Regions from separate parts of the Homo sapiens genome. Here region 2 is linked to region 1. The links are chromatin loops, found by intact Hi-C in ENCODE. Cell type or tissue: HepG2. All regions are shown on one strand. Each heading gives the region's core, and the rest is flanking DNA. Links, peaks and the distances in the headings are about the cores only. Region 1 has its middle 38 kb from the start of FAM181B. Region 2 has its middle 90 kb from the start of MIR4300HG.

Region 1 (12,021 bases), core at 1,847-9,846:
GATGCTATTTTCAAGGGGTTTTTTCCCCTGGCACTGAAATACTTGGAAGAGGTGAGATCCAAGGGCTGTGTGTGTGTGCACACACACACATGTGCATGTACACATGTGAGTACATGTTGGCAGTGACAAAGGGGGTGGAGGATGGAAGACTTATTGTTTGCTCCTTCTCTCACTCCTTTTCTTCTTTGCTTCAGAAAATACCTTAGTGCCAGCTCTTGGGTTTTTAGCTCTAGGCTGATCACCAGGGTAACAGAAATGAGCAATATCTGGAGTCCTCTTTAGGAAGCTTTGGTGGAACAAGGAAATGGCACCTGTATGTGCCTCATACAATAAAAGTTTCATGGGTGCTTCATTTCTAAGTCAAAGATTAGAGAGTGATCAGGGGAGGCTGGAGAGAAGTTAAAAACCAAGCTTTGAATGGTGGTACTGAGCTTTCCATTCAAGAGGCGACTGTTGCACAGGGGCTGGGTCCGGGTTTTGGGGTCACATCCCTGGGCCTATTTCTGACTCCTGCTATTCAGCTGTGTGCACTTAGACAAATGACTTAATCACTCTGTGCTTTAAAATGGCTTCAGCTGGAAAAGAGGATTTTTCTAATTCCTAACTACAGGGCTGTTGTGAGGATTAATTGAGAGCTAATAAATATAAAGGGTTAAGATTAATATATTGCATATGATAGGATTTAATAAGTCCTAGCTATTATTTTTAATATTCTCTATTATTAGTTTCAAAACATTTTTGGGCATATACATTATGCTAGGTCCTATGCTAGTTGCCTGAAAAACAAAGATGAACACAGCACCCTCATGGAGTCAAAGAGGACAAGTGCACAGAGTAGACAATTAAAACAATGTGTGAAGCCCTAGGACTGAGACTCAGGCAGGGTTTATGGGAGCAGGTGGAGGGGCACCAAAGTCACCTTCGATGGGGAAGGGTGTTGGTGATGAGCTTGGGGAAAGCTTCCTGTCTGAGATGCTTCTTCAACTGAGTCAGTACATGATGAGTAGGAGTTCAGCATCGGAGGGTGGGAGAGGATGGCTGGATGAGAGTACTCCATGAAGAAGGTGCAGAAAGGAAGATAGTACCAGACACTGGTGAGCAGGGAATGATTAACAGTTTGGCATTGCCAAAGTATACAGTTCGAGTGTGAAGTAGCAAGGGTTTGGGGTGGGGAGGGCCTGGATCACAGACAGTCATGGCTGATAGTAAGTCACTGAAGGTTTTCAACAGGGTAGTGCATCCAATGACCATGCCTGGTACCCAGTGGGGCTTAAATGTTAATGGATGAATGAATAAAACCTGAGTAGAATTTTAGTGTATGAGTGTAGGGAGTATCAGTGAGATTAGGCCTAAGGTGGATGATTCCATCAGTCCAAGTCTACTGACTCGCTTTAAGCGCACACACACGCACACACACACACAATGTATATTGTAAAGGTAATGTATGCTCATTATAAAAATAGTCAAGTAGTACAGAAAGCCATATAGTGAGAAGGTAAACGTTTTCTTTGCATTCATTCCTTCAGTTCCTTGGAGGTAACTAGTATTAAGAGTTTTTTTGGGTATCTTTCCAGACAGATGTAGGCATACACACCTGCACAGAAAAATGCAGAACAGTGTGGTGCTTAGATGCAAGGATCTGGAGCCAGCCTGCCTGGGTTCCAATGATAACTCTTAGTCTCTGCTATTATAGCTTTATGAGCTTATCCTAGTTACATAACCTCCCTACACCGTGGCTTTCCTATAAGTAAAGTGAACACCTACCCCACAGGGTTGTTATGAGGATTAGATGAGTTATGTATAAAGGAATTACAGTGCCTGGCATATAGTCTTTGTTACATTTATAGATAATCTCTTTTCTAGGATAACACAAGGAAGTCAAAATAAAAAATGTAGATAATCTCTTAAAATGATAAAGGAACATATTTTAATAGTGCTTTGCAGTGTGCTTTTTCTCACACACTAAAGAATCTTACACATCTTTCCACATCAGTAAACATAAATTTACCTCATTGCTTTTAATGCTGCAAGGCACTGTATGGGATGCATATACTGTAATTTATTTAATCAGTCTCATATTTATGGACACTTAGGTTGTTTCCATTTTTCACTCTTACGAACAATGCTACAATGGCTGTCTTTGTGCACTTGTTCAAGCACAAATCACATCGCTGGTATAAGGGAGCCCTACCATAGGGTATCTATTTTTTTCTTCTTCAGTGGAAGCAGCTGCCAACTGATACAACCATGAACAGGCACATCTTGAGGGACACATCTTAAATCTGCACATGTGTACCAGGCTGTGATCCTATCCTGGATAAAAGGTGTAATGGAGTCACTGGGAAGTTCAGGGGAGGGGTTAGGCCAATGGTTGTAAGAAGCTCATCTGGAGGCAGGGAGTTCTACATCTCCCAACTTTCCTTCCTGCACTCATTTTCTCCCTGAGATTCAGAGTTAAGGAGAGGTTTTGGGGTGGATGTTGACGGCCTTGTCTATCTTATCTACGGCCTAATGAATTTCCAGAACCCAGCCCTCTTACAACACTCTTGCTCTCTGGGGAAGTAGCTCTGAGAGAGCTGAGAGAACAGCAGAGTCTGTGATAGTAGGATGAACGCCTCTGGTTTGGCTGTAACACTCATAGATTTTCAAAGAACCACAGGTCACTGGAAAGGGTCCCACACCAGCCACTCTGGTAGGGACCAGGTCTGTTACCACACTTGGGACACTGCCTTCCCTACCTCTGAGCCTTCCTGGGTCATGTTTCCACAAGTACCAGAAGCCCCACCACCCCACCACTCCCAGCCTGTGAAGGGCAGACTCTGGGCCTGCACCTCTGCCACTGTGAAGCAGCCTGCAGACCTGTCTACAGAAGTGAAGTGGCTGTGTGACGAAATCTAAGTTTTGACCTCAAAGACCCAGTGTGATGAGAAGCCCTCTTCATTGTGCTGACTCTTGGATATGGACATTTCATGCTCTCAAAGAATGCCAATGACTGAAATAGGGATCATAAGGGCAACAGGAGCAGTGGGGCAAGATTCATCCGAGGAACACTCCAGAACTAGCCTTCAACAGTGATTGGAGCTGTAGTGAATGAGAAGCACTGGAGGAACAGACATCCCATTTCAGTTCTCTTTTTGCTGGAAGCTGTGAGCAGGGCTGGCGCCCACCCTCACCTTCTGACTGTGGAGCCCTTGGACTTTTAGAAAGTTGGGGCAGGGCTTCAGGAAAGAGATTCTGGACCTCCACATGAGACCGTGTGTCTTAGTTCGTTTGTGTTTCTGTAACACTATAACAACATACCTGTGACTAGGTCATTTGGTAAAAACAGAAATTTATTTCCCTGACAGTTCTAGAGGCTACGAAGTCCAGGATCAAGGCACCAGCAGGTTTGATGTCTAGTGGGGGCCCTGGTCTCTGCTTCCAAGATGTCACCTTGAAAGCTGCACCTTCATATGGTAGAAGGACAGGAGAGAGTAAACCTATTCCCCCCAAGCCCTTTTATAAAGGGACTGATCTCATCACAAGGGCCTCTGCTCTCATGACTTAATGACTTCCTAAAGGCTCTACCTGTTAATACTGTCACAATGGTGATTAAGTTTCAATGTATGAATTTTGGGGAACACATTCAGACCATAGCGGTATGTATATATAAAAACAAAAAAGATGCTGGTATTTGCACTTTGAATTGGGGGAGTAGATGTTCCCAAATTCTTCTTTTAAAACTTGGACAAATTTTTACTCCCACAGTGTATGCAAGTGCCTATTTCCCCTTATCTTTGACAACAGTGAATTTCATTAAACTTTAAATATTTTGCCAAACTGATAGGGATGTAAAGTGCTATCCCAATTTTTATTTAATTTGTATTTACTCAATTGTGAACGTAATCAAACATATTAAAATCTGTGTATGAGACATTAGCATTTCTATTGGGTGGGATGGCTTTTCCTTATGATTTGGAAAAGCTCATTTGATAAGCAAGAAAATTAGCCCTTTGTCTAGCAGATGTATAGCCAATATTCCCCTAAGTCCTTTGTGTCTTTTAACTTGTTTTCTTGTGTGGGAGTATAAACATTTTGTGTGATCAGATTTATCAGTCATTTCCTTTAGGACTTCTGGGGTTTATACCATGCTTAGAAAGTTGTTTTCCACTCCAATACTATAAAATTATTAACCCATTCTTTTCTTGTATTTCTGTGATTTTATTTCTTTAGTTTTTTAAAGCAAATTAAAAAAAATTCCTGAAATAATATTTATTTGTTTAAAACAGAAAAGAATAAGGAAGAAAACAAACTAACAAAATCCGCCTAACACCCAGAGAATCTCTATGTTAGCAGAGGTTAACACAATTAAGAAAATATTATACATGCATAAGATTTTAAAAAGTAAACAATATAGAATGTAAATATTAAACAATGTCTCTCTTTCTCACCCACACAGTATTCTCCTACCATCCCTCTCTCAAGAGGTTTACCTATCACCGATTTCTCATATTTTTTTCAAAGAAAAAAATTTAAATTTATGGCATACATACTTTGAAAAAATGTATACACTATACTGTTACTCTACATCTTTCCTTAAAAGTAAAATTAATAATGATTAACAATAAAACTAATAATTATTAAAAATAAAATTGATAATCAGTAAACAATTAGTAGTTACACCTTTTAATTTATCTGGAGTTTATTTTGGCACAGAAAGTGAGGTAGGGATCTAGCTTAATTTCCTTTTGTAAAGTGGCCAACCAGTAATTCCAACGCTATTTATTGACTAAGTTTGTCTTTTCTCTGTTGACTTGAAATGTCTTCTTTTTTCATGTATTAAAAGGTTTCACTCTCTTGGGAGATCTGGGTATTGTCCCTAGCTCTGCCACTAATTTCAATATGATCTTTGAAAAGCTCTATCCTCTCTGGGCTTTAGTTTACTCCTGTGTAAAATGAAGGATTGGGAGGGTTGGTGTTGAAGTTTCCTTCTAGCCTTCACGCTGTGTATTGATACCAAAACTCCACTGTGATTTCAAATCCTCCTCCCTCTTGGGTTGTTTTCAACCCATTGTCACGATGGGCTCACCCAGCACCCAGTGCCTGGGGGCAGTTTCCAGGGCTGTGTCTGCATCACTTTTAAAAATTATGTTTGTCTTCACAAAATCATTATGCTGAAACCTTGACACTTAAGCTCTCTCTTATGAGCTACATGAATTCTTGTGTGGCCTGTCACAGTGAGCTAGAAGGCACAAAAAGGGTCTTAATAAGTGGTTCTTAACTTGGATCTCTGGGACCTCTGAGGGGATGGCGTATTATGAAGACAGGAATGGAAGGTGTTCTTTTAACACTTGAAAAGCTTTATGAAAATTGGGACCCACCGACTAATTTCAGCATTGCCATCTTTGCTTTGAGTCAGAAGTCTGTCTACACAAAGAGCTCACACTGATAGTTCATGCTGGTCAGGGAAGAAGCGAACAAATATTTGCTGAGTTTCAGATGTTCTATATACAGTCACTGATTTAATTTTGTCCCAGACCTTGCCAGATCAGTACGGTTATCTCCATTCTGAAGGTGTAAGTAATAACTTGCCCTAGGCTACCCGGGTCAGTAGGTTTTATTTTATTATTCTTATTTTTTTAGAGACGGAGTCTCGCTCTGTCGCCCAGGCTGGAGTGCAGTGGCGCGATCTCGGCTCACTGCAAGCTCCGCCTCCTGGGTTCACCCGCCATTCTCCTGCCTCAGCCTCCCGAGTAGCTGGGACTGCAGGTGCCCGCCACCATGCCAGGCTAATGTCAGTAGGTTTTAAACTCTAGGATTTTAATTCAGGTCTGCACCGCATAGCTTTTGCCCTGTACTTCCCAAATTCCAACTCACCAGTGGGGTAAGTCTGACTGGAATATATTCTTCAATAATTTTAAAAAAGGGGTAATGCTCCCCCCACCAACCCCAGACTATTATGGCTTTGGTGCTGGGATTAGAGTAGCTGTGTTGGCACACAGTTCCCATCAGATGGCACTGTGAGCTCAGCAATGGAGTCAACCTTCCCTGCAGCATCCACCCGGAGCCCACAGGCACCTCTGGGGACCTGGCTGTAGATTCACCCTCTCCCAGCAGATGGAGTTTGCCTGTGTGTTTACTCTGAACTGCGCCAGGCGGGGCAGAGCTGTGTTGGTTCTCTTTGGGTTAAAGAGGGCCCTAGGTAGTCCCTCTTCTTTTACTGCCTGCAGCTGGTACAGGATCTGTCTCCCTGGCAATTAGGTGGCCCAGGATGCGGCTGCTGTGCTATTGGGTGGTTGCACCTCCAGTTATAAAAGGTGGTGGACTTCAAGTTGCAGGGAGAGCCTTCTGCCACTGCTGTTGCTTTGGTGCAGACAGGAGCATTTACTAGATGTGGATTGGAAGGTCCTACTGGAAAGGTCAGAGTGAGTTTAAACTAAGAGACTACTGTGTTAGGGTTGAGCAGCAAAGAGGAGACAGTATAAGAGAAGGGAAGTATCATTCATTGAGTGCCTACTCTGTGCTGGGCACTGGGAGGGGAGCTTTCCCTGTATTATCTTATTTAGCCCTCACAATAATTCTGTGAGTTAGCTACTATTACTTTCCCCATTTTATAGATGAAAAACTAAGCCTTGGAGAGATGAAAGGATTTGACCAAAGTCATAAAGCAAGTTAGCTTTGGAGATAGTATTCTGTACCAGTCCAAGATCTCAGGACCAGATCTCAAAGACCTGGAAAGAAGGGGTAAGTAGAGATTTAAAATCTGTCATTTAATTCTGTAGCTAGCACGAACCTTTCCCTTACTTTCTCAAAACTTTGGTTCTTTAAAGTGTTTGAGAGACTCTTTGTAAAAGAGGCGTAGGCAGTATTATCACCTTGTTATAGTTTAGGAAACAGAGGGGTTACACAACTTGCTCGAGCTCACACTCAGTGGTAAGTGGCAGCCAGAATTCAAATAAAAATCTATGTGATCAGAACACTTGTTCTTTTAAAAATCCAAATGAAGGCCAGGCGCGGTGGCTCACGCCTGTAATTCCAGCACTTTGGGAGGCCAAGGCGGGTGAATCACTTGAGGTCAGGAGATCGAGATGAGCCTGGACAATATGGTGGAACCCTGTCTCTACTAAAAATAAAAAAAATTAGCCAGGGAATGGTGGTTCATGCCTGTAATCCCAGCTGCTTAGGAGGATGAGGCCCGAGAATTGCTTGAACCTGGGAGGCAGAGGTGGAAGTGAGCCAAGATCATGCCACTGCACTCCAGCCTGGGCGACAGAGTGAGACTGTCTCCAAAACAAACAAACAAACAAAAAGGCAAATGTAGTAATTGGAACGTAAATACTCATTCATTCATTCATTCATTCATTCATTCATGTAAGCAGGCAGTATCTAACCACCAGGTATGGAAGCAGCTACTTTTACTTAAGATTAGTTCTATCTAAATATTCTTTAGTCCTTCAGGTTCGTACTTGTATAATCCATCCTAGCACAGTGCCCTGCCATCATAGATAGCCAATAAAGGCTTATTGAATTGAATTAAATTGAATTGAACTGATTAGATACAGCTGGAGACTTGAAGTGGTCCAGCTCTTTGAATTTTCCTTTCCGAGTCCCCTGAAACCAAATTATTGAAACTATTTGATTTAATTCAATATGGCCAGCACTCGTTGAGTGGCTGCCATTTTGTTCCTTTATTACTTAGCTAATTTTGGCCACACCACCAAGCCTATTGCTCAAATCAGATTGTATACTGAAATATAAAGCTACATTAAAGTCTAAAGCAAAGGCAGGAGCCTATGAGCCCCATACTGCTGAAAGGTAGACGAGGAAAAGTTGAAAATTTAGGCTATGGGAAGGTAGCATTTTGTTTAGAAAAAGAAAGGCATTTGAAGTTTGGTTATCCTGTTAACTAGCTGTGTGAACCTGAATAGGCAAGATAACATTTATAAACATCCGTTGCCTTTTTTGTAAGATGCGTTCCTCATCTTATTGGATTATGACCAACATAAGCTCCTTGAGGGCACAGTAAGTATTTAGGGTGATATTTTTAGTCCCTGACAGAAGGCCTGGCACATGGTAGGTGCTCAGTGAATATTTAAAAAAGGAAAACTGTGCTTTGAAGTAGGTTAAGCAAATTCAGTTATTCTAATTGTATAGCCAGGGAATGATCTTCCTAATTGGCAGGGGCGAGGGCAAGAGATGGGCTTGCGCTAGACTTTGTAGGATAGGTAGGGTTTAATTAGGCAGAAGTGAGGACGGAGAGCATTTCAAGGTGAGGAAGTCACTGCAGCAAGGTGTGAAATGTGTAGGACAAACTCAGAGGACATGAACACTCTGAAGAAGGTACATGTTGGAGAGGAGTGAGACAGCATGGGAAGAGGTATGTGGATGTATTAATAGGTTATGAAGGGCCTATCTATTCTCTGCCCTTGGGGGCTTACAACATTTTCTCCATTGCCTCCAGCAGATTCTATGGCAGTGCTTAGCAGGTGGGTGTTAATGAGGCTTCCTGTGGCTGGGTTTGGTGAGGAGTTGTATATCAAATATAGTGATGAGTTTGCATTTCAAGCCACTGTCTAGGACTCTCAAGAGGAACTCTTTTGGGGCTCTTTGTTCATTGCTATGGTCCAAATGTGCCCCCTTCCCTAAATTTGTATGTTGAAACTTAATGGCCAATGTGATAGTCTTAAGAGGTGGAAACTTTAGGAGATGATGAATTCATGAGGACAAAGCCCTCATAAATGGGATTAGCAACCTAATAAAAGGGCTGGAGGGAACTGGCTAGGTCCCTTTTGTCTCCTTTGTCTCTTCTACTGTGTGAAAAGTCAGTGTTAAAAGCACCTTTGGAAGCAGAGACAAGGCTATTACAAGACACAGTACCTGCCAGAGCCTTAATCTTGAACTTTCCAGCTTCTAGAACTGTGAGAAATATATTTCTATTGTTTAAAAATTACCCAGTCTTAGATTTTGTTATAGCAGCACAGGCAGACCAAAACAACCATAGTGAGAATGAAAGAAGTTATTTACCCCCCGAATGACCAGTGGAGATAGGTCTATTATCCTTCTTTGAGGATGAAACAGGCTCTTTATCCCTTTACTACACAAGAGCAAATTCAAGGCCATGATCCACTTGCCCAGTTGGAGGGGCTTGCCCAGTCATTCAACATTCTTTGGACCAAAGCATATTGCCTGAAGTTCTTTCCTGATGCCCTCATTTCTTGCATAACCATGCCAGGAGAGCAAGCTACCTTTGAGTGACTACAGCCTTGCATTTCCAGTTATCTCCACTGTTTCTGGGAACTCTCCTTGATTGGGTATGTATACACAATTCCACCAAGTACCCAGTTCAATACAGTAAGGCTTTCCTTTTTATCTTTAGTCAACCCAAATAACTCATTCTATAGTGGGAATCATTTGATAGTCCCCCCATAACAGGCCATTCAGGTTCATTTGACAGTGCTGGTGGCATACCCGTTAATGCAAACTAACCATTCAAACATCTAAAGATTTCTCTGGCTTGGAGACATATGACAGCCACCCTGGAGGCAGTCCAGTTCTAGTTTTGTGCACTCATACACTTGCTCCTGCTGATGTTTTCTTCAGGCCCCTGTTAGATATGCCATATGCTATGGCCTTTATGTGTTTCCCCAAATTCATGTGTTGGGCACTGAATCTCCAACTGTCTTGGGAGGTGGCACATAATGGGAGGTATTTAGATCATGACGGCTGTCATGAATGGATTCATGCTGTTATAAAAAGGCTTTACAGGAATGGGTTTGCTCTCTTCTGCCATGAAAGGATACAGTGTTCATCCCTCTTTAACCCATCTGTCCCTTCTGCAATGTGAAGACACAACAAGAAGGCTCTCACAAGATGGCAGTGCCTTGATCCTGGGCTTTCCAACCTCCAGAACTGTGAGAAAGTCAATTTTTGTTTTTGATAAATTACCCAGTCTCAGGTATTCTGTAATAGCAGCACAAAACAGACTGGAATGAGTGAACCCACACCACTTTTTCATTCATGAGTGAATGCCACTTTCACATGGTGCATGGTAACTAACACTGCTAATGGCATATGGTGATAACTATGAAAACATTTGCTGAGAATGACGTAAAAGCATAGGAGTACCATGGAGCCTGTACAGTTGTACAGTGAGATGTGTTTGGGCTGCAGAGCTGAATAGTGCAGTAAAAAGTGCCCCAGTAGAAAGATGTTGTTAACTGCTTTACACATTTATAGGTAAAGCCAGAGGACTGGGGGAGGGGGAAACCTGGTTTTCTATGTAACAAAGAAGCTTTTGGTTGAAGAACTAACCTTGAGAATCCTTCTGAGTTTAGTTAGGGGGTTTGTGAACCAACTTTGTTGTCTGTGGAAACTTTATTATTCTTCTTTCTAGTTGAACTAGTTTATTGTAAAGACTTCAGGGAATGAGGAGGAAAGGGTTGTCCCTGGCATTGGAAACCAATGGTTTGTCTTCTCTCAAAAAATTATATGCATATTCTGGTTCAGAAGTACTAAATTCCCTCCATTGGGCCACAAATTATCCCTGATTCTTACAGCTTTGGAGCTCCACTTTTTTTCTTGTTTTGTTTTTTGAGATAGAGTCTCTCTCTGTCACCCAGGCTGGAGAGCAGTGGCACAATCTTGGCTCACTGTAAGCTCTGCTTCCCAGGTTCATGCCATTTTCCAGCCTCAGCCTCCTGAGTAGCTGGGACTACAGGTGTCCGCCACCATGCCTGGCTAATTTTTTGTATTTTTAGTAGAGATGGGGTTTCACTGTGTCAGCCAGGATGGTCTCAATCTCCTGACCTCTTGATATGCCCGCCTCGGCTCCCCAAAGTGCTGAGATTACAGGCATCAGCCACCGCGCCCAGCTTGGAGCTCAACTCTTAAATCATTTCATTTTCACTGTCGGGCTATACACCACAGGATTTAAAAATCAGATTTTGGGTTTGGGTACATGCTTGGCCACCTGCTAGCTGTGTGGTCTTGGATAAACCATCAATCTTTCTGAATCTGTTTTCTCATCAGTAAAATATCTCACTCTTGGGGCTTCTGTAAAGATCAAATAAAACAACAAATGTCAATGTTCTTTGCAGACCCCAAGGCACTTTCCAAGAGTTTGCTGTGATTATTATTGCTACCTGCAAAATTCTAGGGAACCTGATGGTACATAAATGGCACTGCTTGGCATACCCTGCAGCAGCTGTTCCGGTTCTGTTTACTGCACATGGGTGAACAGTTTACTCCAAGGGAATATTTTACTCATTACAGGGTTGTAACTGCTACAAATAGCACAGGGTGCCTCCCACCTAATGTAGAACACAGGCTACGCCATCCCAAGAGCCAGCCAGATGCCAGATGCCACACTATGTGTGCAGTAGAGAGTAGCCGAACCTGCTGTCTTGTAAAAATGTAATGGCAGGTATCTAATGTGATTAAGGCTTGGAGGAACAAACCTGATTCAGTGACATGTTCTGAATCCCACTACAGATATTCTTGGACACCAAACTCCATTTTTCAGCTAATTGCCCATATGAGTTTTCCTAAATTTGGCTGCGCCTTTGATTTGCTCTTCATTTTAAGCAATATGCTGCAGTGGAATGAGCGTGTGCTTTGGAGAGACAATTTCAGGTTCAAATCCCAGCTCTGCTTATTAAAAGCTGAATGGCCTTTGGTGAGTTACTATAACTCTGTGAGCCTTGGATTTCTCACCTAAAAAATGAGGATAACAGGGCCTACCATGTAGGGTTTTTAGGATGATTAAGTAAGATAATGTATATAAGCGCCTGGTCTAGTACCAACTGAGTTGTACGTATGTGTCAACTGTCTAACAAATGGCCAATGAGCAATTTGCAACCCACCTGACCCCAGGGTTGGATCCCCTTGTGATTTGTTGTTAAGCATGTTCTAGTGCTTTTCAATCTTCAACGTGCCTACAAAGCAGCTGGAGTCCTTGTTAAAATGCAGGTCCAGATCCAGTAGGTCTGGGGTGGGGCTTGAGAGTCGGCATTTCTTTTTTTTTTTTTTTTTTTTTTTTTTTTT
Region 2 (12,021 bases), core at 1,639-9,638, 200 kb after region 1:
GTAAGTTAAAGATTCAGCCTCATCAGACCTCTGACACTCCATTCCGATTCTGAAGTCTGACACCAATAATTTCAAAGGTGACTTTCATCCTATCATCATAGACATGTGAGTGAAAGGTAAGGGCCTCCATCTTCAGCTTACTTTTAAAAGTACTGCCATCCTTATTCTGCTTAGTGCTTGTTCTCTTCTGGTTTTATTCCTCTGTCCTTTCCATAGGACCTTTACTCTCAAACTATGATCAGAACTCTGGTGTTTCTGCATGGATACAATTTTTTTTTTTCCAATTCCCTTAAGCAGAGACTGTTCTCTTAAGTCATGTGCCTAAAATTCTTGGAGCCTCTGTCAACATTATTCTTTTTCTCATTGTCACATACAAACCACCACTCTTACTTCCCACCTTTCATAAAACACCTCCATATATGAAGCTCATGATAGTGGTTGTCTGTCTGTCTGTCTGTCTGTCTATCTATCTATCTATCTATATATCTTATCTCTCTCTCTCTCTCTCTCTGTCTGTCTCTGGGTGGCTCCTATTTCCTGAAATCCCAGTCACTCCCTCATATTCATCAGGAACATTTGCTCCCAGGCATTATTTTCACTTCTATTCCAATTCCTGTTGTCATCCTACATAATTTCCATACCCAAGTGGGTGATCCATTTTAGCCTCAAATCTTCCTGTCCTTATGGACCCCAATAAATTTTTCCTTTATTCCACCTATTTCACTCCCAAAGTCATATGGCAGTGATTACAGGTATAACTACAACTCTTGAAATGTTAAACTGCAATGATGCTACCTTATCACTCTAGTTTTTTATTCTCTCTTGGGGTTTCAGTTTCTTTCTTTTGCTTTTTTTTCCTCCAGTATTTTCTTTCGTGACTTCAATTCTTTCTTTAGTTACCTTAGACCAGTGGTACATCATTACAGCTACTTCTTTTCTTTTCAATACCCTTCCACTTTTTATTTCTATAGAAGCTATCCTGGGTGTACCCCAGGAACTTAAAAAAAAAGCATCCAACACTCAGCTCATGTTTGTCACCAGACCAGCTCCTTCAGTATTTCTTATTTTGGTGAGTTGTGTCACATAGCCCACAAATGTTGGTAGGATCATCCTTGGCTGTACCTTTACATAACCCTCATATCCAATAAGAATTCAAGGCATGTTATTACTCCTCAACTTCCCTTCCATTTCTTACATCCTCATCATTCCTTTATTCTTGTCCTAGTGAAGATTCTCATCATCTTTTGTCTGACTATTACATGGAATTTTAAATTGTATTCTGTGCAAGTCTTGTTTCCTCTTCCTAGTTCCTTTCTTCTTTAAGCTTGCTCTGAAATTTCGAACTGCTGACTGCTCCTTCTTTTTTCTTAAAACTCTTTTCTCTGTTGGCTTTTAAGACACTGCTTTCTTTTGGTTTTCTTTTACCTATATGACCTTTCCTTTTCACCTTCTTCCAGGGTTTCTTTTCATCTTTCTGACTCCTATGCCTTTTCTTTAGTATTGGTACTTAGTACTCTGTCCTCAGCTCTTTTTCCCTTTTCACTCTCTCTACCCTCTCTGGGCAAAGTTATCTATCAAGAGATTTTATCAACCATCAAATATGATGCTGTATCTCCAGTCTGGACCTATCTTCTGAGATCCTGTTACATTTATCTGGCTGCCTACTTCCCTTCCTCATATGGATTTCACATAGCCTCTGAAGCCCATCATCCTGGAGAGAACTTGATGCCCTATCCCATAAATATATTCCTCCTTTATTCCCTATCTCAGTTATATCCATCCTCAAGCCACCAAAGCAGAAAGCTTTCCCTTTTGTCCTTCACATATAGTCAGGCCTCAAACTTTATGTCCCCTTCCTCTCACAGACACATGCTCATCTGTTTATCTTTATTGCTGTCACTATAGTTTTTTTAAATATAACTTTATATCACCTTACCACACATGCTTCACTTTGTTCCTAAACTACATTCTCATGACACCATTTGCAGTACTCAGGAAAAAAGAGGATATAATGCTCTTTGACCCACCCATAGCCACCTGTAGTTCCTTGTCCACCTGGCGATACCTATCCCCTTTTCAAGATTCAGCTTGAGCATCGCTTATTTTCTGAAGTCTACTTGTATCTTTGCATAAAACTGGCTGTTTCATACATTGTGTACCTCTTTCTAGTATGATAATGAAGGCAAATGAAACACATACTTTATTACACTCATTTATTTATAAGTCATTTTTCCTCACTGGGCCAGAAACTCCTTGAAGGTGCAACCATGACTTATTCACCCTTGTATCCCACTGCCTAAGACAATGACCATCTCAATAAATGCTCAGTAGACTTTTCAAACAAATGGAATAGGTGCTGTTTTTGAATATTAGACATTTACAATTTACTTGACATAATACAGCTGGCTAACATTGCATTTAACACATATTTACATTTTTATACAAATCTCCATAGTTTTAACAAAGTTTCATCTTCTGAATAAATAAAATATCACCTTAAAATATTACAGCTTCATGATTTACTAGCAGATTCCTTCAATCACAGGTGTGCTCTTTGGCAAATGCATGGTTTTGCATATATTATTTAGGTTCTTCTAATCCTAAGAGAAAGTTGGGAAGAAATTAATATATAATATGTAATAATCTTTTCCTCACATAAGAATAGCTCCTATAACTACTGCACCGGAAGGAAGTTTCATATAAATTGATAACACTAAGTTGGAGAAGTAGTTTTTTCCTTAATATTTCTATTCTGTTTAGTCTGGCCAGAGGGTGGTTACTCCTTTGTAGGAAAGCATAGTGAATATGAGTCAGAAGACAGAAGTTTGGGTTCCTGAACTGCTGTTTACTGGTTTTGTGACCTTAAGAAAGCTACTTAAATGTCCAGAGTCTCAGTTTCTTTATTTGGTTATTTCATAGGAAATTTGGCAGAATCAAAGAGTATCATGTACATAAAGGGCTGTGCATCCCACAAATTGTGGGGCAACACTCTGTGAAAAAAACAGCAAGGACAGGAAGAGCATGGGGCTGGCAGTCAACAGACCAGTTTAAAGTCTTTGTTTTGCCATATTCATGTGGTTTTGCGCACATTACTTAACTTCTTTGAACATATTTCCTCAATCTGTAAAATGGGGACAATAACATCTACCTCCTACAATTGTGGAGAAGATTAAGTGCAGCAATGCATTTAAGGCATCTGACATCTAATCATTGCTCTATAACTGGTGATGGCATAGGTGAGAACAGCATTCAGTTTTTGAAATCCTCTATCCTCTATACATGTTTTATGCCCTGTAGCATGATCAACAACCAACTGAGATGAATCTCTCAGTTGGTTAACCCTGAGCTAGTATCCTCTGCAGAATCAGGCTTACCTAGAATTCAACCTGGAGCTGGACTGTCCACCCTCCTTAAGTACAAACACATGTAAAGTATACTGTGCCTGGAACTCTCACATGATAGCAGTCATTATTATAGTTTCTGCTTATTACTCAGAGCCAGCCACTATCATAGCCACTTTATATACCTTATTTTGTTTAAACTTACACATAAATTCTGAGAGGTGGGGATATTATTCTCTCCATTTACAGATGATGAAACTTAGAAACTCACAGAGAGGATAAGCTTCAGTTACAGGCAAGTAAGAGGCAAGAATAAAAAATTAACTGAGGGTTTCTGATAATATGCCCAGTGTTTGTTTGTTTGTTTGTTTGTTTTCTGCCCACACGACAATGACAAATAGGTCAAGCTCACTCTAGCACTTTTGGCTACTCCTTCAAAATCAACAGCATTTATGAGTTAAAAATGCAGCTTGACAAAATACCAGCTTTAATTTGCTTCTGTCACTGATCTTAGCAGGAGTCCTTACCTTTGATTTAGGCCCAACTCTCTAGGCATTTGGAATATTTTCTTACCCAGATTGGTAGCTTGAGCCATCCCATCCTTCCTGTGCAGAGATCCAGGTGTAATGGGGCCCTCTCTGGTTTACACCCAGGCAGATCTCCAGACATTTGGAGCACACACTTACCTGGATCAGCAGCTTGAGCTGCCCCACCCTTCCTATGCAGCAATTTGGGTGCAAGGGGACCGTCTCTGCTTCATGACTAGGCAGATCTCCAGGCAGTTGAAGCACACACTTGCCTGGTTCCAAGGCCTGACCCATCCCACTATTCTGTGCAGAGGCTGGTGCACCAGGTCCTCTCTGCTCCACAATCAGGCAAATTTTCAGACACCTGCTCACCTTGATTGGCAGCCTGAGCTGCCCTACCCTTCCTGCAGAGAGATCATGGTGCAGTGGGGTCCTCTCAGCCCCATGTTCAGATAGATCTCCAGGCATTTGGAATGCCTGTTCACCTGAATCAGCAGCCTGAGCTGTCTCACCCCTTCTATGAAGAGATCTTGATGCAGCAGGGCCCTCTCTGCCCCATGTCTAGCAGATGTCCAGGCATCTGGAGCACCCACTCTCCTGGTTTAGGATTTTAGGCAACCCTCTTCCCTGTGCAGAGGACTTGGGGCCAAAGAGGTTTCCCATCTCCTTGCCTACGCACTACTCTGGGTGCTAGGTGGCTAGCCACTGGATTTTCCCTTGGTGCTGGTGCTTGTGCCTGTCAATGGGGGAACTTCAGGTGGGCATGCCCAGTCTGACTTCACCCATCTTGCCCCCAAACCGCAGAGCTGAGCAGGGAGCTCTGACTACTGTTCACCCCAAGAATCAGCCCATTGCCTGAGGCAACAGAGAGCTTCTCCTAGTAAACAAGGATCCAGTATATACCTAGCTTTTACCCACGAGTGCCACCTATTGACTCATAGGTTGAACCACACAGCCTAATATAAAATTTGCCAACAAAATTGCAGTGTTAGCTATAAAAGCAAAGCCAAAAGATTCTACTCAGCATTCTCTACAGTTACACCCCCTAAGGAATTGGGGGGAATTCCTTAGGAAGGTAAAAGGAAAAATATTATAGGAAAAAAAGAAAAACAAAAAATCAAAATAAAAAATAATTGCAAAAGTTGGAGGTGTCAGCATTTCCAGATGAGAAGGAACCAGTATAAGAATTATGACACCCTAGGCCGGGCGCGGTGGCTCACGCCTGTAATCCCAGACCTTTGGGAGGCCGAGGCGGGCAGATCACGAGGTCAGGAGATCAAGACCATCCTGGTTAACACAGTGAAACCCCGTCTCTACTAAAAATACAAAAAAATTAGCCAGGCATGGTGGCGGGCGCCTGTAGTCCCAGCTACTCGGGAGGCTGAGGCAGGAGAATGGCGTGAACCCGGGAGGCGGAGCTTGCAGTGAGCCGAGATCACGCCACTGCACTCCAGCCTGGGCCACAGAGGGAGACTCTGTCTCAAAAAAAAAAAAAAGAAAGAATTATGACACCATGAAAAATCTGAGTGTAGTAATAACACTAAAGGATCATACTAGCTCTCCAACAATGGTTCTTAAACAAAATGCAAATGCAGAAATAACAGGCAAAGAATACAAAGCATGGTTGCAAAGATGCTCAATGAGATCCAAGACAGGTTTAAAATCAAGAAAGAACTTCTAAAGCAATCCAGGAAATGAAGGAAGAGATAAACATCTTAAAAAGAAATCAGTCAGAACTTCTGGAATTGAAAAACTCATCTTAGGAATTTTAAAATACAATTGAAAGCTTTACCAATAGACTGGACCAAGCAGAAGAAACAATTTCAAAACTTGAAGATGGCTGTTTCAAACTAACATAGTGACACAAAAATAAAGAATTTAAAAAAGAATATTAAAAAATGAACTGTCATTGAGAAATATGGAATTATGTAAAGTGACCAAACCTACAAATTATTGGCATTCTTGAGATAGAAGGAGGAATAGTAAACACTATGGAAAACATCCTTCAGGGAATAACTCAAGAAAATTTTCCTAATCTTGCTAGAGAGGTAGATATTCAGATGCAAGAGATCCAGAGGACATCTGCAAGATATTATACAAAACAAACATCACCAAGGCATATTGCCACCAGATTATCCAAGGTGTTAAAATAAAAACCTTAGCCAAATTAAATTTAACAGGGTTTAGTTGAACAAGGAATGATTTATGAATTGGGCAGCCTCCCAAGCCAGAATAGGCTCAGAGAGACTCCAGCACAGCCACATGGTGGAAGAAGATTTATAGACAGAAAAAGAAAAGTGATGTATGGAAAATGGAAGTGAAGTATAGAAACAGCCTATTAGTTACAGCTTGTTGTTTGCCTTATTTGAACACAGTTTGAACAGATGGCCTCCTTCGATTGGCCAAAACTCAGTGATTGGCACAAAAGTAGGTTAGTCTGTTTATACCTCCATTTAGGTTATAGTTCACTATATACAGAAAAAGTAGTTGGCTGAACTTAAAATGCATAAAAAGGCAGCTTTAGGCTAAACCTAATTTAACCAAAGTCGACACTACAGAAAAATTTTAAAGACAGCTAAAGAGAAAGGATCAAATAATGCAAAGGAAACCCCAACAGGCTAACAGTGGACTTCTTAGCAGAAATCTACAAACCACGAGAGATGGGCAGCTTATTTTCGGCATTCTTGAAAAAAAAAAAAAAAAAGAAAGAAATTCCAACCAGGAATCTAATATCCTGCCAAACTAAGCTTCATACGCAAAGCAAAAATATGTGTTTTTTTTTGAGACAAGCAAGCACTAAAGGAATTTGTTACCTCTAAACCAGCCTTACAATAGATCCTTAAGGGAGTTCTAAACATGGAAACAAAGAAACAATACCTGCTACCACAAAAACACAGTTAAGTACATAGCCCAAGATCCTATAAAGCAACCACACAATAGAAACCAGCTAACAACTTCAGGATAGGATAAAAATCTCACATATCAATATTATCTTTGAATGTAAACAGTCTAACCATCCCACTTAAAAAGCACGGAGTGGTAAGTTGGATTAAAAAAAAACCAAACCCATCTATCTACTGTCTTCAAGAAATGCATCTCACATAGAATAACACCTATAGGCTCAATGTAAAGGGTTGAAGAAAGATCTATAATACAAATAGACAAAGAGCAGGGGTCACTATTCTTATGACAGATAAAACAGACTTTAAGCCAACAACAGTAAAAAAGAACAAAAACAGGGGCATTGCATAATGATAAAGGGTTTAATCTAACCAGAAGACTTAACTATCCTAAATATATATGCACCCAATAATGGAGCACCCAGTTTCATAATATAAGTACTTCTAGACCTATGAGAAGGCTTAGACAGCCACTCAATAGTAGTAGAAGACTTCAACACCCCACTGACAGAGTTACACAGATCACTGAGGCAGAAAACTAGCAAAGGTATTCTGGATTTAAGTTTGACACTTAACAAATTGGACCTAATAGTCATCTATAGCAGTGGTCCCAAACTTTTTGGCACCAGGGATCAATTTTGTGGAAGACAATTTTTCCATGGACCTGTGTGTGATGGTTTCAGGATGAAACTGTTCCACCTTAGATCATCAGGCATCAGATTCTCATAAGGAACGCACAACTTAGATGCCTCGCACGTGGAGTTCACAATAGGGTTTGCGCACCTATGAGAATCTAATGCCACCACTGATCTGACAGGAGGTGGAGCACAACTTAGATCCTTCACATGTGGAGTTCGCACACAATTTAGATCCCTCGCATGCGGAGATTGCAATACGGTTTGCGCGCCTGTGAGAATCTAATGGCACCACTGATCTGACAGGAGGTGGAGCACAGGTGATAATGCTTTCATCTGCCACTCACTTCCTGCTGTACAGCCTAGTTCCTAACAGGCCAAGGATGGGTAGTGGTCTATAGTCCCAGGGTTGAAAATGCCTGATCTATAGAATAATCTACCTATCAATCACAGAATATACATTCTTCTCATCTGCACATTAAATATACTCTGAAATCCAACCACATTCTTGGCCATAAAGTGAGTCTCAATACAAATTTAAAAAATCAAAATAATACCAACCATACTCTTAGAACACAGTAGAATAAAAATAGGAATTAATACAAAGATCCCTTAAAACCATATAATTACATGGAAATTGAATAACTTGCTCCTGAATGACTTTTGGGTAAGCAATGAAATTAACACAGAAATTAAAAATTTTTTTTTGAAATGAATGAGAACAAAGACACAACATACCAAGATCTTTGGATACAGCAAAATCAGTGTTACAAGAAAAATTTATAGTGCTAAATGCCTACCTCAAAAAATTAGAAGGATCTCAAATTAATATCACCTAGCGAAGCTAGAAAAACAAGAACAAACCAACCCCAAAGCTAGCAGGAGAAAAGAAAGAAATAAGAGCAGAACTGAATGAAACTGTGAACCCAAAATCCATACAAAGAATCAACAAAACCAAAAGTTGGTTCTTTGACAGGATAAACAAGACCAAAAGAATGCTAGCTACACTAACAAAGGAAAAAAGAGAAGAACCAAATAAGCAAAATCAGAAATGACAAAGACGACATTGCAACCAAACCTTCAGAAGTACAGAAGATCCTCAGAGACTATTATGAACATCTCTATCCATACAAACATCTCTATCCATACAAATCCATAGGAAATGGATAAATTCCTGGGAAGACATAACCTCCCAAGATTGAATCAGGAAGAAATTGAAACCCTAAACAGACCAATATCAAGTTTTGAAATTGAATCAGTAATAAAACAACCTACCAACCAAAAAGCCCTGAACCAGATGGATTCACAGCCAAATTCTACAACATGTACAAAGAGGAGCTGGTACCAATTCTATCTAAACCATTCCAAAAAATCTAGGAGGAGGGCCTCCTCTCTAACTATTTCTAGGAAGCTTGCATTGCCCTAATACAAAAACCTGGCAAGGAGACAATGAAAAAAGACAGCTACAGGCCAATATTTCTAATGCCTATAGACACAAAAAAAAACCCTCAACAAAATACTAGGAAACTGAATCCAGCAGCACAACAAAAAGTTATTCACCATGACCAAGTGAGCTTCATTTATGGGAGGCAAGGTCGTGTCAACATAGGCAAATCAATAAATGTGATTCACCACATAAACAGAATTAAAAACAAAATCATATGATAATCTCAATTGATTCAGAACAAGCTTTTGATAAAATCCAACATCTCTACATGATAAAAACCCTGAACAAATTAGGCATTGAAGGAAAATACATCAAAATAGTAACAACTGTCTATGACAGACTCACAGCCAACATCATACTGAATGGTCACAAGCTGGAAGCATTGCTCTTGAGAACTGGAATAAGAGAAGGATGCCTACTCTCATCACTCCTATTCAAAACAGTACCGGAAGTCCTAGCCAGAGCAATCAGGCAAGAGAAAGAAATAAAAGACATTCAAATAAGTAAATAAAATATTCAAATAAGAAAATAACTATCTCTCTTCACCAATGATAGATGCTATACTAGAAAATCTTAAAGACGCTATCAAAAGGCACCTGAAACTTATAAATGACTTTGGTAAAGTTTCAGAATACACAATCAATGTATAAAACTCAGTATCATTTCTATACACCAATAACATTCAAGCTGAGAGCCCAGTCAAAAACATAATCCCACCTAGAATAGCTACAAAAAAAAAAAAAGACCTAGGAATACATCTAACGAAGGAGATGAAAGATCTTTAGAAGGCAAACTACAAAATACTGTTGAAGGAAATCAGAGATGATGGAAACAATTGGAAAAATATTCCATGCTCAGGGCTTGGAAGAATCGATATCATTAAAATAGCCATATTGCCCAAAGAAATCCACAGATTCAATGCTATTTCTATGAAACTACTAACATCATTTTTCATAGAATTAGAAAAAAAAAACCTAAAATTCATATGGAACCCAAAAAGAGCCCAAATAGCCAAAGAAATCCTAAGCAAAAAGAACAAAGCCAGAGGCATCACATTACCTAACTATGAACTATACTATAAGGCTATAGTTACCAGAACAGCATGGTACTGGTACAAAAACAGACATGTATACCAATGGATCAGAATAGTGAACCCTGAAATAAAGCTACACACCTATAGCCATCTGATCTTTGACAGAGCTGACAAAACCCAGCAATGGAGAAAAGACTCCCTATTCAATAAATGGTTCTGAGAAAGCTGGCTAACCATATGCACAAAAATGAAACTGGACCACTACATATCACCATCTACAGAAATTAACTCAAGATGGATTAAAGATTTAAAGGTAAGATCTCAAGCTATAAGAATGCTAGAAGTAAACCTAGGAAACACCATTCTGGACATCAACCTTGGCAAAAAAAAATGTGTGATTAAGTCCTCAAAAGCAATTGCAACGAAACCAAAAATTGACAGCTGGGTCTTAATTAAACTAAAGAGCTTCTGCATAGCAAAAGAAATTATCAAAAGAGTAAACAGACAATCTACAGAATGGGAGAAAATATTTACAAACTATGCATCCAACAAAGGTGTAATATCCAGAAACTATAATGAACTTAATTCAACAAACCAAAAACAAATAACTTCATTAAAAAGGGAGTAAAAGACATGAGCAGACCTTCCCAAAATAAGGCATACAAGTGGCCAAAAAATACATGGAAAAATGCTCAACATACATCACTAATCCTTAGAGAAATGGAAATCAAGTAAAACTACCATTCGATCCAGCAATCCCACTACTAGGTAGCTATCCAAAGGAAAATAAATATGAAAATATGAAAAGAACACATGTGCACATATGTTTATAGCAGTACAATTGGCAATTGCAAAAATATGGAACCAACATAAATGCCCATCAACCAATGAATGGATAAATAAAATGTGGTATATATATATACTCTATGGAATACTACTCAGCCATAAGACAAAATGAAGTAATGACCTTTACAGAAACTTAGATGGAGTTGAAGGCCATTACTCTAAATGAAGTAACTCAAGAATGAAAAACCAAATATCGTATATTCTCACTTATAAGTGGGAGCTAAGCTATGAAAATGCAAAGGTATAAGAATAATGTAATGGACTTTGGGTACTCAGGAGGAAGGGTGAGAGGGAGTTGAGGAATAAAAGACAAATATTGTGTACATTGTACACTGCTTGGGTGATGGGTCCACCATAATCTCAGCGATGACCACTAAAGAACTTATCCATGTAACCAAAAACCACCTGTTTCCCAAAACTATTGAAATAATAATTAATGATAATAATGATAAATATATAGCTTGAGAAAAGAAAAAAACGAACAGTGTTTTTATAAAATTCTTTCTACAGTTAGCGGGAATTTGAGCTCAAACCCAAATATTAGCAAATATAAAATTTAATCTAGAACTTTGTATTGTTTATTTTTACAGTATTAAAAATTTATAGCTAAACTGAAGTAGGTTTAAAATATAAGAAAACATAAGTTATTCCTTTGAAGTAATACCTTGGGAATATACAAAGGAGTTGATAAAGCTTGAAGGCATTTTACCTTAATGTGATGACTTGATGGTAAATATAAAACTTCAGAATGTTAGTTTGTTTTTTGTAATTTTTTTGTATCATCTGCCTCTCCCTCATATTTTTATTTTGAATTCATGAAGAATGGACTGGCTCTTTACTTTCCTTGTAATTTCTCATTTTTCACAGTACCTAAGATGGATTCCTGGGCTCTGGAATAAAGTAGCTTTAAAAAATAATTAAAAAACCCACAATGAGGCCTGGCACCGTGACTCACGCCTGTAATCCCAGCACTTTGGGAGGCCGAGGCAGGTGGATCACGAGGTCAGGAGATGGAGACCATCCTTGCTAACACAGTGAAACCCCGTCTCAAAAAAATACAAAAACATTAGCTAGGCGCGGCGGCGTGCGCCTGTAGTCCCAGCTACTGGGGAGGCTGAGGCAAGAGAATGGCGTGAACCTGGGAGGCGGAGCTTGCAGTGAGCCGAGATTGCGCCACTGCACTCCAGCCTGGGCGACAGAGCGAGACTTTGTCTCAAAAACAAAACAAAACAAAACAAAACAAAACAAAACAAAACAAAACCACAATGAGATACCATCTCACACCGGTCAGA

The links. A loop is a pair of places that touch in the nucleus more often than their neighbours do. Peaks named below come from ENCODE experiments on the same cell type or tissue, not always from the same donor. Only the 100,000 strongest peaks of a DNase experiment are listed, where the experiment ranks them.
Region 2: it touches region 1 in a loop (30-fold over the local background); 9 of 110 quality-filtered maps call a loop at or near these places.

The regions. Positions count from the first base shown.
Region 1 is chr11:82,689,909-82,701,929 of GRCh38, reverse strand. No RefSeq gene overlaps it. Among named protein-coding and RNA genes, the nearest start is that of FAM181B, 38 kb to the left of the region's middle. In HepG2, for the core only: a CTCF peak has its summit at 6,040 (motif pointing right); a DNase peak (open chromatin) is centred at 6,049.
Region 2 is chr11:82,487,886-82,499,906 of GRCh38, reverse strand. No RefSeq gene overlaps it. Among named protein-coding and RNA genes, the nearest start is that of MIR4300HG, 90 kb to the right of the region's middle. In HepG2, for the core only: a CTCF peak has its summit at 4,793 (motif pointing left); no DNase peak of the experiment used is centred there.